Linked DNA regions of Homo sapiens: region 1 is linked to region 2. The links are chromatin loops, found by intact Hi-C in ENCODE. Cell type or tissue: Caco-2. All regions are shown on one strand.

Region 1 (8,000 bases), 110 kb before region 2:
ATTGGTCTTGGCATATGTCAATGGCTGATTGAGAATCTTAAGTTTCCTTGATCTGAAGCCCTGTCCACAATCACCCAGACTCTGAGTACTTCATGTGGTAGTAAGAGGCAGAGACAAACCCTTCCCCAGGTGCCCTGATCTGGCCAAGCCTGGGCGCTCTGACTACCAGAGTCCTGAACTCTTAGAAGGGAGAGCTGCAAACAACCATGGCGGGAATCTACTCCAGCCTCCCTTCCCGAACATGTGGGCCTGAGCTAATTTAAGCTAGTCTGAGCTCACTTTGCAAGCAGTTGTCACAAGGTGCTACATCAAAAGACTCCCAAGGCCCAAATATTTAACAACCAGAACACTCCCTCCATCCATCAGTTTGGTAATTCTATCCACACAAAAAAACTATTGGGGTTTCATTTCTGGCCTGCTCATTTCTTATAAACATGCCAGGGCCATTTACAGCTCACAACTCACTGCTCTCTAAACATTTACACATTTCTCCCTCTTAACACATCCTTGGCTATTTGATTAAGTAGTAGATCACAGGGGATGGAAGGCAAGGCCTTGGCATCTTTGGGTTTTCTCCAAACCTATCTTGACATGGGTTCAATGCCAGCCTCCCCTTCCAGTAAACACAAGGATTATTGCACTCCTGGGCACAGACTTGCTGATGCCTTGGTCTTTTCTATCCCTTCTCTTGCAGTTTCTTTAGGTAGGAGGGAATACAAACCCCAAAAACAAACAGACATGAGTCCATTTTACCAGCTGGGTTTAATGGGAAAGCTGGTAGGGTTCCCCATGACCCCTAGGACTGAATGAGTGCCCACATTTCACAACACCCTGATTCCAGACAGGAAGCTTGGAGAAGTATCTATATTTGGGGGAAGGAAGCTGCCCCAGACACAGCTTCCTGGACTGTTAGCAAAGGAATCTCACACAAGGCCTAAACCAGTTTCCATACAACTTCCTTGCCTTTTGGGAAGGTGCAATCTCACAGGACTGGTGGGACTTACCCAATGCAGTCATCCAAAAACAGTTATGGCCAACACCTAAGTGCTGAGAAAAGTCAAGAGGAAGAGGAAGCCCCAAGGGCAGAGAAAGTGGTGAAGGTCACAGAAAAGGCATGGAGCTGTGGCACCATTGGCGGGGGACAGCTAGAGTCCAGGCACAGAGCTAAAACTGGGTATGAGCAAGGGTAGGAGAGGGGACACTGCTGAACACCCACAATGGTCCTGCTCCTGTTGGCTCTGCCTTCAATCTCAAAGGCAATTATGAATAAAGGAAAGCACACTGCCTTCAGAGTCCGACCTAAGTTTGAATCCTGGCATCTTTCCCAGCTGGCCGTATTACCCCTAGGAGCTACTCAACACTTCAGAACCTCACTTTCTTCTTCAGCAAAACAGAGGTGCAGGTATATATCTCCTAGGAGTGACAAGGGAATTCACGCGGCTGTTAATGACCTGGTGCCTGCCTGGGGCTACCAAGCAGCCACCACAAGAGTCCTCCATAATAGCATCCACCGCACTGCAGTCAGGGCAACAGCACTGCAAGCACTTCATGGACAGAGACCAAGCCTTTCCAACTTGATCTGCCATGTTTCAACACAGTGCCTCAGCCATTGAGAAAATCCTGTGACAGGCACAGACCCCCTTCAAGAAGGACTTGCTGCTCAGCTCGTGAGAGGGTTGTCAGCAGCTTCTTCAGGGCTTGCTCAGTTGCAGAGAGCTACCTGGCCAGAGGTCATGCCCTTCAGGGGCAGCCCACCTCCTCTGAGTGATGGGAGTGATGGAATAAAGGCCCATGTCAGCCCATCCCAGCACTCATTCCAGCACAATGCTGGCAGGCCATCTTGGTGCTCTTGGGGCTGGCTGTGGCTGCATCCAGCCTGCATCACGACTCAACCTCTGCACAGTCCTGCTGCCTTCCCCTCCTCCCGTGGGTATGAGCCTCCAGCACACTCAACTTCGTGTCAGAGCTTACCTTCCAAGAACCCTACCTGCAATGAACTTGGTATTTGTTGATGAGTAAATGTCTGAAACAAGATCCCCAATCTTCTAAATCCAGAGTTAAAACTCAGACAGGCCACGGTCCTTGGTCATTCTAGGTCCAAGAGGCTCTTGCTGCTGGCATGGCCAAGAGATACAGGTAAGTAAAACAGTATACTGTGGTGCTATGACCACCCAGGGGGCTGCCGTGTCCCACTCAGGAAAATCAGGTACCTAGTTGGCTTCCAAAAGAGGCTGGGGAAATTTTAAGTTGAGGTTGGGCTCTGTAGACCTTCTCCACCACTAAAGCCCCCAGGTTTATCATTTCCCGGGAGAATAGGTCCTGGGGGAGAGGGGGAGATAACAATGGAACACACCAAAAGGGAACCCTGTAATGGAACAGTGCCCACTAATGTTTATTTTATCCCAGGAGTCACAGAAGGCCTGGAATGGCTGCGATGGAGATAAAGGATGAAGGGTAGTCCCCTCAGGGTGTTATCCAAAAAGTCACCTTGGAAGAGGAAGAAACTCCTACCAATATCAGAAGAGCAACAAACATTTTTTTTTCTAGAAGATAAGTGGCTAATTTCAAAATAATTATTTTATCAACTGCCACATAAGTTTTTTTTTTTTTAATTCATTAAAAAAAAAAAATGAGGCCGGGCACAGTGGCTCATGCCTGTAATCCCAGCACTTTGGGAGGCCAAGGTGGGTGGATCACCTGAGGTCAGGTATTCAAGACCAGCTTGGTCAACATGGTGAAACCCCATCTCTACTAAAAATACAAAAATTAGCCAGGAGTCGTGGCGCATGCCTGTAATCCCAGCTACTCAGGAGGCTGAGGTGGGAGAATCACTTGAACCCAAGAGGCAGAGGTTGTAGTGAGCCGAGATCGTGCCACTGCACTCCAGCCTGGGTGACAGAGCAAGATTCCCTCTCAAAATAAATAAATACATACATACATACATACATACATACATACATACATAAAAATGAAATGCTTCCCTTTTCAAATGAGGAGTGGGAACACTTAGATTACAGTGCTAAGTTCTTTTTGTCTGTGAGGTAAGGAGAAGAGCCTGCGCCTAGGTGACCTTGGCCTGGTCAGAGATGCTGGGACAGCCTGGACGTGGGAAAGAAGGGATCTACGCAGGTCTGTCCACAGCACATTCCAGGGCAGCTTCCTCCCGGGCTGCTTCTGTGCCAGAACCTGCTGGCCTCAGGAGCCCCAGCTCACCTTTCACTGACCTTCAGCCCACAGGAGAACAGCATTTCCTACCTCCCCCACCTGCTGACAAGGCCTCTCTCTTTCCCACGCCAAGGACAAAGATGACCTCTGGGGGATTCCTTTTAGCTGGCTCATAAAAGGAAGAGAGATGGGCCAAAGAGAAAGAGCTGCTGGGTCCTTCCCCAACTAGAACATGGGAAATGATGATTTTCCAGTAGGGAAGTGGTGGCCAGGCAGGCAGGCGTCGACTAGATGGGTCCCTCTGGGGTGTGGTGGAAATGACCTCAACTTCAAAGAGACAGACTTCCAGAGAAGGCTGGCATTAGCATCCTGATCTGCTCTACTGAGAATCCCAAGGGTTTTGCGGAACTCTTGCTGGGCCATGAGGATACAGTCTCCTCCTGACCCCAATCCTCTAACCAAAGCAGCTAGGTTTCAGTTAGTGTACACAGAGCTCCAGGCCTCTAAGAGTGTGAAAGCCACTGCCTCAGGAGATATCCCTTGCTGGAGATCCTGGGAAGTAGAGGCTATGGAGGCAGACCACTTAATAGCTGTGCAACCCTCAGCAAGTCATTCATCCACTCTGAGCCCGAGTTCCCTCCTGTGTAAAACAGCAGTTATCACAGTGCCTAGCTCCTAGTCTGGGTGTGAGAGTTCAAGGTGAGGCCAACCAGTTGCTTCACTCCGTGCCTGGCTCATAGTGAGACCTCAGTAAATGTGAGCTATTTTCTTTCAATGAATATTTGCCCTTTCCAGCATCACAAATACATGAGCTTCCAATTCTAGGGATACAAAGACAGAGGGGCTTTATTTCTTTCAATGAGTTCAGAGAAGTCCCTAGCACTTAAACTGCTATACACTGAGAGAGTAAGCCATAGTTCTGAAAATGCTCTGTGTGCTCATTCACCTGAAGCAGCACTGGGGGTCACTGCAGCCTCAGGTGCCACCGAGCCGACAGGCCATGAAAAGAACACCCACTGACTCACTCATCTGGGTGGAATGGTTTCATGGGGACCCAGGTGAGGTGGTGAGGTTGCTGCTTTTTTATGTATTGGCTTTTTCTGCCTCCCCAATGCCCCACTTCCGTCGCAAAAGTGTCTGAGTTCTGGAGCAAAGGCTCAGCTAGGAAAAGTTTCAGATATTTTCTTTGTCTTAACCCTTCAGGGAGAGGAAGGAAAATCTGTCTCTTGCCAGGGTGAGGGCCACCAAGCGGGTTAGCTCACTCTGCCACATTCTGCATTTTCTACCTTCAACACAATGGACAGTGGGATGTCTCTCTCTTGCCATATGCATTCAAGAGAAAAGCCCTGGTTTGGGTGGGGCTCTGGTTTGGGTGGGGTTTGCATTGGGTCTACAGCCACTAGCAACTTGCTGTAGTCAAGGCAAATGACATAAGCTCTCTGATCCTCAGCTTCCTCATTGTAAAGAGAGCTCTTAGCTCCAGGTCTCATTACTTTCAGGGTATTTAGGATGTTTAGATGCCAAATAAGACAGCAGAAGGCAGAGCACCTTGACAAGCATAAAGCACTGTATGCAAACATAAAGCATGGTGCAATCTCACAGGACTGGTGGGACTTACCCAATTATAAACAAATTTATAATCACATGGCAGGAAGGGTGGAATTTCAAGATAGAATTATTATTCATTGTAAGATGACTTGTGTAATATTGTAAATGACTGCTCTTCACCCCATCCTCTGATTCAAATTAAAATCCTCATTCCATGGCCCCTACATGTACGCTCATTTTCACTGTTCAGTTACAAGCAACAAGATGAGACATTTTGACGCCCTTGGTAATTGTCTGGTTTCTAGAAGTTCTTGGTTCACAGGCCTAAGCATGTTTCATTTGATGTTTGGCACCATAGAAAACAGTGTATGTTTAATGATTTCTGTGTTAAACTGAATAATGAATAACCAGGAAAGACAACAGACCAAATAGCAACTTCTTGATACACCTGCTTGACGGAATTCTGAGCCTTTTTCCCACTCTATCAAGGACAACTGCCTAATGGAGAGTCAGAATATTTTTCTAATACAAATAAAGTAAAAAAGCAATGTAATGTTATTATCTTTTAAAGACAGAAATACTATTAAATCCTCAACCATTTTTAAATTAAAGCATAAAACCCTCTTCTACCCAATAAGCAATAAGAACTCACTTGAATTCCTTTTCACAGGCATTTAAGGGATACTAATGGGTACAGACAGAAGAGGGAAAAGTACAGAAAGGAAAACAGCAGATAAATATATAGAAGCAGAAAACAAGAGTAACAGAAGAGAAGCAGAAGAGACTAAGGAAGGCATCTAGGATGCAGTTGTGAAGAGAAAATCAGACATATGTAGGCAGAAAAGAAAACAATCAAACAAACAACAATAATAAAATTAGAACTAAAGAGAAACTTTCTTAAAGGAACCCATAATTTTGGAAGCTTATCAGTAGATTTTAAAAGTAGACTACAGATTTATGACTACAGGAGTAAAGGGTGTGTTACTCTTAGTAATTGTTTCCTTAATGACATAAAATCACATCAAGACTATATCCAGCTCATGGGCCAGCAGCTCCCCATCCCTGCCCCATAATGCTGCACTGTATTATGTTTCAATACAAAACATTTGGTGTCCACTTGGGTCAGCACCTCCATCAGACTGCCATCACTAAGGGAACTGAGCCAGCCTCCCACGTCAGTTTCCTCCCCTATGGGCTCCACTGAATGGGGATGAATGCGGTACCTACTCTCATAGTAGGGATATGAGGATTAATGAGGTGATGTAGAAAAATCACCTGGTATTGTAGGTGGCATTTAGTAAATCCTTCATAAACACTAGTGTTCATTATTAGTTGGGGTTACAAATAGTTACTCTCAGAGGGGGAAAAATGAATGAAAGTGTGTGAACAGGTTAAACAAAATATTTTGGAAATTTTATGTTGTCGTCTGAAAGTTCTTTCATGTGCATCTAAAGGCATCACACTCACTGTCACCCTCTTCACATGGTGGGTATCAATATAAAGAACATTCTTCAATTTCTGCTTGACTGCTACATCTCATTTCTGTCTCTAGGTTTCCACTGAGCCCTCCAGCTCAAGGGGCCTCCCTCCGCATGAGTCGTCTTTAGGAAGCCCAGCCTGGTCTCTAATTTTGAGAAGCATTTCCCTTATTTCAGGTCTTCATTCAGCCAGTGGTTCAACCACTGAACCACTTCAGTTTCCTTCCTTCATTTTATTCACAAAGGAATCCTTTCATCTACAGCCCCTAGCTGGGCTCCTTTGAAGAGACTTTCTCTTCTTGCATTATTTTCTTGGTCAGCCTTCCTTAGGAAGGAATTAAGACACATTTCAGGAAACGGGCAGAAAATGTTAATCCTTCTCTCCCTCATTGTCCTACTCATAAACGCTTACTCCCTCAAATGCACCCATAAATAAGCTGTAGATCCACATCTGGTTCTGAGCCCAGCACATAGTAGGAGCTCAGATGAATGATCACGCCTGACTTCTCAGCCTTGCTTCTGCCATCCCTTCCCCTGAAAAATCTGCTCCTCTCTACTTAACCTAGTAGAACCCTCATGAAAGCTGTTGTCCCTGTTGAAGGAATGATGCCCCAAGCATCCAGCGTGTCTGCTGTTTACTTCATGCACCTTAGTGGATGTGGTGAAATGAAATGACTTTTCCATTTCCAAAGAGAAAGTGCAAAGTCTCCAAACTTATGACCTCTTTCTCAGAATGCCAATATTTACAGCTTAGCCCTGGGCAACCCTGTGCTTTTCTGACCTTAGATTCCCATTTGGAGTGGAAATGGCTTTTCTATTTCTCCCCAAGGTTCTCTGAATTAGATGACCAAAGGAGAACTTACTTCTACCAAGATGGGTCTATGAGACCCATTCAGGCTCTCATCCATTCGTTCAACAGATTCATTCATTCAGCCCCTACTGTGTTCCAGGAAATAAGTGTCAACCATACAGGAGTGACCCAGACAAAAAGCCCTGCTTTTATGGAGTTAGTTTGGATTTTAGTGGAGACAGGGGAAGATAGATGATAAGTAAAATAAATAAAGTATATATAGTATATTAGAGAATTATAAGGTTTATAAAGAAAAAATGAAAGATACAATTAGTAGGGAATGGGGATAATTTAAAATAGGGGGAAATTTATAAACATAATGGAAAATATGCATGTAAGTAAAATTCCTTCCAAAAAATGGAATATTTAACACTAACTTGCGGTGTAAACATGAACACATCATGGGCTCCCTCCAGGCCTCGGTTTCCTTCTCGGCAGTATAAGGTGGAACTACAAGGTATCTCTATGGTAGCTTCTGGCACTGAAATTCTCTTTCTCTACCCAATAGATAGCAATTTGAATTAACACTAGAGCCTGTTGGGACCCAGTGATTGTGGTCTAAGTTTCAATGACTTTTTTTTTAAATCCCTACATTCCTTGGGGTTCCCAGCAATGTCTCCAGTGGGCTGCTGGTCCAAATTAATTGTGAGAGCAACCACAAATTCCCTTGTTTATATTTTTGAATTGTTGACTTAGAATCAGTTTTAAATCTGAGCCCTTCTTCCCCACAGATACTCTCAAAACAGCCTCCTGATAGGCACTAACCCCTAAGAAGGTCATCAAGTGGGGCTCTGAGAGCAAGGATGCTGGGCAACCCGGCTTCCAATGCCACTTATCCTAGCCACATGAGTACTCATAACAGGCTTGACGTCAATTAAATCATACTGGCCCTGAGAGGCGCCACCCAACAAACTGTTTCTTCTTCGTGGACTTTTTGTTCCCTCTTTATTTATTTTCCA
Region 2 (8,000 bases):
CTCCTCCTTCTGTCTCTGACCACGCAGCAGAAACAAAGCTTTTGGACAAATGCATGAGACGGCATAAGGGCAGGATCAACTTGTCCATCTCTCTGCCAACTAAAGCACCACAGGGCCATTTGGGACCTTTTGCCTGCCCCTTCCAGCCACATGTAACCTTCACAGTCACTACATATTCCTCCCAGTTCACTGTCTCCCTGCAGAAGCTTGAAAGTCCACAGAGAACAAGAAGAGCTGGGAGCCAAGAGTCCTTCACAGCCTCAATCTGTTCTCCTCTGGCCTAAAGAAGCTCTCTTTCCTAGTCCTTTTCTTATCTTCAAAATGAAATTCCAGCAGTTTTTGTCTCAGCTACCCCAAAATGCCCAAATGTCATGCAGCATGATTTCAATCCCTGAACTGCTCCAACCCACCCCGATGCCCCCAAGTCTCTCTCTTGCTCTCCTTCCCTCCTTTCCTCCTTCCCTTTCTCCCTCCTTCCCTTCTTCTCTCCCCCATCCTTCCTCTCTTCTCTCTCTCTCTCTCACATACACACACACACACACACACACACACACACACACACACACACACACACACCCCTTGTTCTTCTGTGCCTACCATAGAACAAGACCTAATATCTAAGAATTTCACTGGTACCCAGTCAACATCCAACCAATTAATTTGTTCAAGGGTTTAGAGGGGCCAGGAGAGGAGACTTTTTCACTCCAGCAGCCCACGGAGATTTCTGTTTTAATTTCTTTTTAATTGGCAGCGCCACTAACAGCATATCAGAAATCTCTCTGCTCCGACCCTTCTCCTCTCCTCTGTTCTCTTCAACTTTTACAAGGGAAGGACATCCGGCAGTTTTCTGGAAAAATAGAGACATGTCACAGCAGAGCCCAGCTCCTTTTTCCTGCCATCCCTATTCATCACCAGCCTCCTGAGGAGCCGGGGTGGTGACACAGGCTCTCACTTCATCCATGTGGGGCTCATCGGGGCAGGTGACGAGGAGAAAGGCATGCGCCACTCCCCCCAGAGATGGGGCCTGTCGCCTCCTGGGAAAACTGGGGTGGAGGGCTCTCTTCCCCGATCACCTGGCTCTATCTTGCTCTACAGACACCTCACTGGGCCCTCAGTACTCTCATGAGAAGAGAGCAGACTTCCAGCCACCCCTGCTTGCCACTCCAGGCCTCTCTGCTGATGGGTGTATGGCCACGGGACACTGGAAATAACAGGAGTGTGTGGTGAGGGAGAACTGTTTGCCCATTTTCCACATTCAAGAACCTGGTGAAAAGATGAGCAAGGATTATCTCCACACTGGAACCATTCATGCTGCAAAAACAGCACTGAGACATTGAAGGGGAGGAGGCAATTTATTTGCTGTCTTGACACTGTCGCCCAAGCAATTCTCATCGTGACAAAAGAACACTCTGGACAATCACTGCCCCTCCTCTTTCAGGAAACCACACTGAGTTTTCATGACTTGCAGGTGACATTTTAATAAGGAATCAACATGGAACCACAGGGGAAGTAAGCTGAGGCCAGGATCTAGGAGGACCAGGGTGGGAGGGGCCAAAAATGGCACTCAGGAAACAAAGTCACCTACGGTGCAAAGGCTCTTTGTGCCTGCAAGTCTGGCACCGTGGGATTTCTGGCTTTTTTCTCCTCTCTCATTTACTATTTGGGCAGAGGGGAAGTATTTTCCAGAAAGGACAAAGTAGAAGCAGCCTCAGTAAAGAGCTCTCTAGAAACTTCTCCTATTCAGTTGGTGTTTTACAAAGTGCAAAGCACTGCAGGCACCTCCATTCACTTATCCCGTTACGTGGGTGTCGTTATCTACATCTTATAGGCAAGGAAAATGATGTGCCCAAGGTCACAGAGCTACTGAAAGAAGGAAGGAGAAATCAGACATTTCTGTGCCACCTCCTTATAGAAGTTGCCGTCCCCCATCATAATCCAATTAATGGTAAAAATCACAACTGAGGCTAGATATGCAGTAACTCCTTGTGCTCTGCACAGTGCTAAGCACTTTACATCAGTTGTCTCCTATTTTAATCCTCATACTAATGCCAGGAGAGAGGTGTTATCACTCTCATTTGTCAGATGGGGAAATCAAGGCTCTGGGCCATCAGTCACTTGTCCCAGGCCACAGAAGCAGCAGGAGCAGAACCAGGATTCAAACTGTGTGCCCCTGCCTGTGTATCTCCATGGTTCTCAATCTTGCCTATCATCAGCATCACCTGGACAAATGGTCCAAACAAGACATGCTGGGCCCCACCCAAAGAGTCGCTAAGTCAGTGGGGCTGAAAGCAAGCCTAAGAATCTGCATCGCCAACAACTTCCCAAGTGAGGCTCTTACTGCTGATATGAAAACTCCACTTTGAGAACCTCTGCTCTGTCTAGCCTGCCTCTTGTCACCCACAAGCTAATGTGAGCATCCTGTTAGACAAGTAATGGAACAAGATGTGCAAAATGTGGCTGCAGGAAGTTCACTTCCTGATGCACAAAATCGCTCCAAGAAATCACACACCATCCAGAAACACTTAAGCATCATCTGCATTAAACATCAACTAAGGGATGTTCTAAGCCAATTTACTCTAAGACTCACTCTCTCCTTCTTCTGAACCTCCTCTGCTGAAAGTGACCATCTTCCAGCCAGCCCACCTCATGATCATTAAAATACAGCTGTGGAGACATAGGGAGCACTTCTGAATGAGCAACCCCCATCAGTGTCCACTCCCACGTGTGTATTTGTATGCCCATCATGCACCATATGGTGCTCATATTACATACGCAATAAAGTGCACACAGATGTAATCATTTTAAAGAGTGATAAACGTAAATAGAAATAGATGTCTTAACATTTTCTTCCCCTATTCCAAAGGATAGTTTTGTGCATCCCACTTTGGAGGCTGCTGGTCTAGAATTCACTGTTCCCGTTTCTAATTTCTGATCATTAGAATTTGGCAACCACCCCCTGCCCCTGCAGGCTGACCGAGCGTGTCTGAAGAGTTGCTGTGCTCTGTGGTTCGAGGAAAAGCCGTTTCCTTTCTGTTAGCAAGCCCCTAGAGAACACAGGCTGACCCTCCAAGACTTGCCCAGCACAAGCTCTGTAAGTAAGGATGGCTCAGCCAAAGCTTCTTGACTGTGGGGGTCTTTTCTCCAAAAGAGAATAAGAAGCATCTCAGAGCCCATAGAGAAGACAGTGGCTGTCTCTAAAAGCTTTTGACCTAACAAGCAAGAGCAGGAGACTGAGCCCTCACTTCTAAAGCAGCAGGAGGAGAGGGAACTGGATCAGGGTCAGAGAGCAGGCCTTGGGATCAGCCTCCACCAATAACCATGGGTGAGACTGGGACCACACTGTGTCCCCCAAGGACCAATGTCCTTGCTTGTCAAATGAGATATAGGGTGACCAACCAGTATTGTGGGGCCTCCCAGAATGCCAGAGTTTAGTGCCAAAACTGAAACACACTAGAATGTTTGGTCACCCTAGCTGTGGACCAGGTACCGGGCTCTGGGCAACTATAAGTGTTTATCAGCCCTACCCTGACCTCTGCTGTAAGGTATCCTAGGAGAGCCTGAGGGAGCTGGAGGCCATTCCCTGCTCACTAGGGTGTTGCAATCCTAACAAGATAGAGATAATGATAAGCCATGCCAAGTCAAATGTCAATACCAGGTCAAAACAGAAGCTGGAAAGAGGACATAATGTAGGCTGCCGTGGCCAGGACAGACCTTCAGGAGGAGGGCAGGGTGCAGGAGGAGGCAGATTAAGCACACACTGAAGTATTCTTTCCTCAACCTCACCTCATCTCCTCCCTCCCCTTCCCCACCACCAAGTAGAGCAGGACCGCAGAGAATGAACTTAGGCTCTGGAGTCTTCCTGTTTGATTCCAAATCTGGTGCTACACTTTTCCTTTTGGAGTGATCTCGGGACCATTACTCAAACTGCATAGCTGAGGTATTGTTTTCTTTAAAATGGAGCCAATTATACCCCACTTTCCAGGGTTGTTCTAAAGATTCAATGAAGTAATGCACACAGAACACTTTGAAATTGTGGCTGAGAGCACAAGCTCTATAAATATTGGCTGTTCTTAACCTCTCTTGACCCTTTTCAATCTGTTCGTGAATCTAAGGTATTTTCAAAGAACAGTGAGCTCTCCATGAGAATGAGCTATCCTGAATATTTCTGTTATTAATGATGGGTACAGCCGGCTTAGTTCTGCTTCTATCTGTCACTCCTGAAGCCAGGGAGGATGAGAGGGTGTGTGGAGAGAAAGTCACAGGGAAGCCAGCCCTGGCCCCGGGCAAAGCCCAAGGGTTTCTCCTGGCCCTGTGCATAATAAGAAGCAGCTTCCTCTGTCTCCATTTCCAGCTCCTAGCCCCAAGCAGGCAAGTCATGGAGGGGTTTCCCTTCCTCCCTAGTCCCCCAGGTTCTGAAGAAAGAAAGGTTCAGAGGCCTTCTCCCTCTGCAGAAAGGGTATGTCACCTCAGGCCATGACAAGTCCCCAGCTAAGCATCCGCTCAGGACCACTTAAAGCTCTTGAAAATGAGCTGTCTTAGCTCATGGCAGGTTTCAAGAATCCCTGCAGGATGAAATACCAGCAGTGTTCCCCATAAACTCAGTCAGCGATGTTGATGGTAGGAACCAGGAAAGGTACCGTCCTGCCTAACTTTCTCTCCATCCAGCTCAGCCCTAGAACTCAACACATATAGTAGAATCTAGATGAGTAAACCCCCACACAGACTTGGCCCTGAAATTCCACCATTAGGCATTCACTTCTTTGATATGAACTTCTTTTCTGTAGGTAATACATTTTTTTTTGGTTGCCTGGTATGTCAACTGGAACACACTTAAATGAAGAAGACCAAGATTCACCTCAGCCTCTCCCCTTAGAAATCTCGCAAGTCAACTGGGGAAAACAAGCCACACAGAAGTGTAATACACAAAAAGAAGTGTATACTTCTTCAAAAAGTATATACTTTTGGTGCAATACACAGAAAGAGAGAGAAGTGCAATACAAAAGAGAGAGAGAGACACTATCACACTTGCCCTCAAAGGGATACCCCCAACAACACTGCACATTCCCCTTACCACACCCCCATTGCACCTTCAACACAATATCCCAATAAAAGTAATTAGATTAAATGGTCATTGTTTGTCATGGGCAATTCTCTCACTGTACTGTGAGTTCCTTGAGGCAATTTTTCTCTTTTTATCCCCAAAATTTCGTGCATGGGACAGAGTAAGTAGTCAATGAAGATTTTTAAAAATTGTTAATTAAGGAATATTTTAATAAAAGTAAAATGGAAATGCAAGACATTTTGAGAAGGGCACCAGCTTAAGCCAGTGGTCCTCAGAGATGGCCCTGGACCTGCAACATCACCTGGGGATGTGTAAGAAATGCAAAGTTGTCCCTACCCCAGAACTACAAAGTCAGGAGTCCCCAGGTTGGGCTGGTACTGTGCGTTTTAACAAGGCCATCCAGGTGATGCTAATGCCCACTCAAGTTTGAGAACCAATGACTTCATTCAGCCTTTATCATCAGACACCTTCTGCAATATGGGTTAACTGTCCTCAACTCTGTGAATATAGGCATATATTCATTCAATATATGCCTATTAATAAGCACCCATGCAGCAAAGGCCAGGTGGAGCCAGCCCTGGTCATTAGGTGGCCCAACGATGTCGACAAGATGGCAGACAACATGGTGAGTCCCTAAGCAGTTACTCCCAAAGACCCTCAAAGGCTGTTCTGAGCCAACAGGAAGAAAGGCCACCAAGTTGTGGCTGTGGCCAGCTGACTGCCCTTTAGGAGGAGCTGTGAGGATGAGATTTCCTAGCAGGAAGCTGCTCTGGGGAAGGGGGATGGCATCCTGACACCTGGGAGCAACAGCCTGGACCATGGATTGGGAGGCGGAGGGAATGGGGCAGGGCAGTGGGCCACCCACCTTGTGCCATTGGCTGCCGGACCCTGAGCACTGACTGGTTTGGAGCCTGGTGTCTGGGCTGGTAAGGAAGCAAAGGTGAAAGGGGTGTGGGATAAGGCAAGGTGAGGGAGCAGCTGAGCCAGCATCCCCTTCTGATCTGTTGATAGGCTCCACATCTAGGCCTCTTCTAAACAAAAAGGCTGAGCTGCCGGCTCAGCAGCAGCTCTGTGGGTGCACAGCCCTGCCCATCATTTCCCCCTGTATTAGGAACAACCGCCCAACTCTGGCCCCTGGGGCAGGCCCAGAGCCCAGGGGTGACGAGGAGACAGCACCTCAGCCCTGGAAGGTACCATGTCCAAGTGCTCCTCAGCCAGGGCAGCCATGTTCTCTGGAAACCAGTAGAAGTGCAGAGGACACTCTGTTCCCCAATCAGGGGCAAAGTTGCCACAACTTCTCCAGACTTGGTTTTCCAGGGCCATAGGTCACCTGCTGACACTTCATTTAAACCATTCTCCTGTTATAAAAAGGGACAGTTTGGCCAACCTCTCAACTTACAGGCCCTTTAGCCCAGTGTGGCTAGCCGGCTCTTCCCAGGCACCCACAGGCCAGGAGCTAGGAATGCCTGCTCCACTCAAGGCCCACCTGCCCCTTCCCATCTTCCCCCTCTAGGCAGAGGGGGTCATAAGGGTTGCAGGAGCCTCAGACAGGGGTAGATGACCCCAGGGCCTACCTGTGATCTCAGGGCGATGGGTAGAGCTCACAGGGCTGACAGACAAAAGATAGGGTGCCAGTTACATTTGAAATTCAGAATAAACAAGAAATAATTTTTTAGCATAAGTATGTCTCAAATATTGCATAGGGCATACTTAAACTAAAAACTAAAAACCAAAAACCTATCTTGCTTATCTGAAATTCAAATGTAACTGGACAACCTTATTTTCTTTTTATTTATTTATTTTTTATTATTTATTTATTTTTTTTGAGATGGAGTCTCACTCTTGTCGCCCAGGCTGGAGTGGAGTGGCACGATCTTGGCTGACTGCAACCTCTGCCTCCCAGGTTCAAGCAATTCTCCTGCCTTAGTCTCCCTGGTAGCTGGAATTACAGGCACCCGCTACCATACCCGGCTAATTTTGTTTGTATTTTTAGTAGAGACAGGGTTTCACCACATTGACCAGGTTGACCTCGAACTCCTGACCTCAGGTGATCCGCCTGCCTCAGCCTCCCAAAGTGCTGGGATTACAGGCGTGAGCCACCGCGCCTGGCCTGGACAACCTTATTTTCATTTGCTGAATCTACCATCCTTACTCTATCAGCAAGCCCAGAATAGGAAAACCTGGTTTTTCCAAAGCAGAGCTTAATATCACAAGAGAAAGAGCCTTGAAAATACTATAGAGTAAGGCCTCATTCACATGGGTGAGGTTGATAATTTACTTCACAGGTGAGATGACAGTATCAAGGTTCTGTCTGGCCTCTGGCCTCTGGTCAATTGATTCAAACTTTGGATCCCAGCTCTGGTGCAGCTGTGCTGCCTAACCTCAGCAAGTCACTCCCCCTTCCTGGTGGTCAGTTGTCTCATCTTCAGGTTAGGACAGAGTTTCTCAACCCCGGCACTGTTGACATTTTGGTCCAGATTACTCTTTATTGAGGAGGGTTATCCTGTGTATTATAAGATGAGCAGTGTCCCTGGCCGCTACGCACCGGATGCCAGCAGCACCCACCCCAATTTGCCAATGTCTCATGGGAGGCAAAATCATGCCTGGTTGAGAACCACGGGGTTAAATGACCCTATATCCTAATATCTAGGGCTCCCACCACTTTTAACAGTCGAGAATTATTGGGTTTACACATGAATTTGTGGCAAAGATTCCTCTTAAATATCCAACTCCCATAATGAATCTAACAGGAGATGTGAATGACCAGGGTTTGATTACATGTAAACTTTTTAAAAATGTATCCTCTACCTCACTCCCCTCAACCTCATTCCAGCATTCAGAAATTGACCTAGCCTGATTCCAGCAAGTGGCTCCAGCTCTTTGATGGCCTTACAGACAGCAATGACTTAATAATACTAAAAAATAAAATTATCATCAC

The links. Peaks named below come from ENCODE experiments on the same cell type or tissue, not always from the same donor. Only the 100,000 strongest peaks of a DNase experiment are listed, where the experiment ranks them.
Region 1: a loop joins it to region 2, with 3 times the contacts of the local background. A loop is called at or near these places in 1 of 110 quality-filtered maps.

The regions. Positions count from the first base shown.
Region 1 is chr10:77,374,023-77,382,022 of GRCh38, forward strand. The region is part of intron 2 of KCNMA1 (potassium calcium-activated channel subfamily M alpha 1); the gene reads right to left. It overlaps KCNMA1-AS3 (KCNMA1 antisense RNA 3), which reads left to right. Exons shown (of 6, transcript NR_126365.1): 6 at 2,407-2,591. Among named protein-coding and RNA genes, the nearest start is that of KCNMA1-AS3, 27 kb to the left of the region's middle. RefSeq lists an enhancer at 1,852-3,051. In Caco-2, a CTCF peak has its summit at 4,132; a DNase peak (open chromatin) is centred at 4,159.
Region 2 is chr10:77,482,466-77,490,465 of GRCh38, forward strand. The region is part of intron 1 of KCNMA1 (potassium calcium-activated channel subfamily M alpha 1); the gene reads right to left. Among named protein-coding and RNA genes, the nearest start is that of KCNMA1-AS3, 140 kb to the left of the region's middle. In Caco-2, no CTCF peak of the experiment used is centred here; a DNase peak (open chromatin) is centred at 3,576.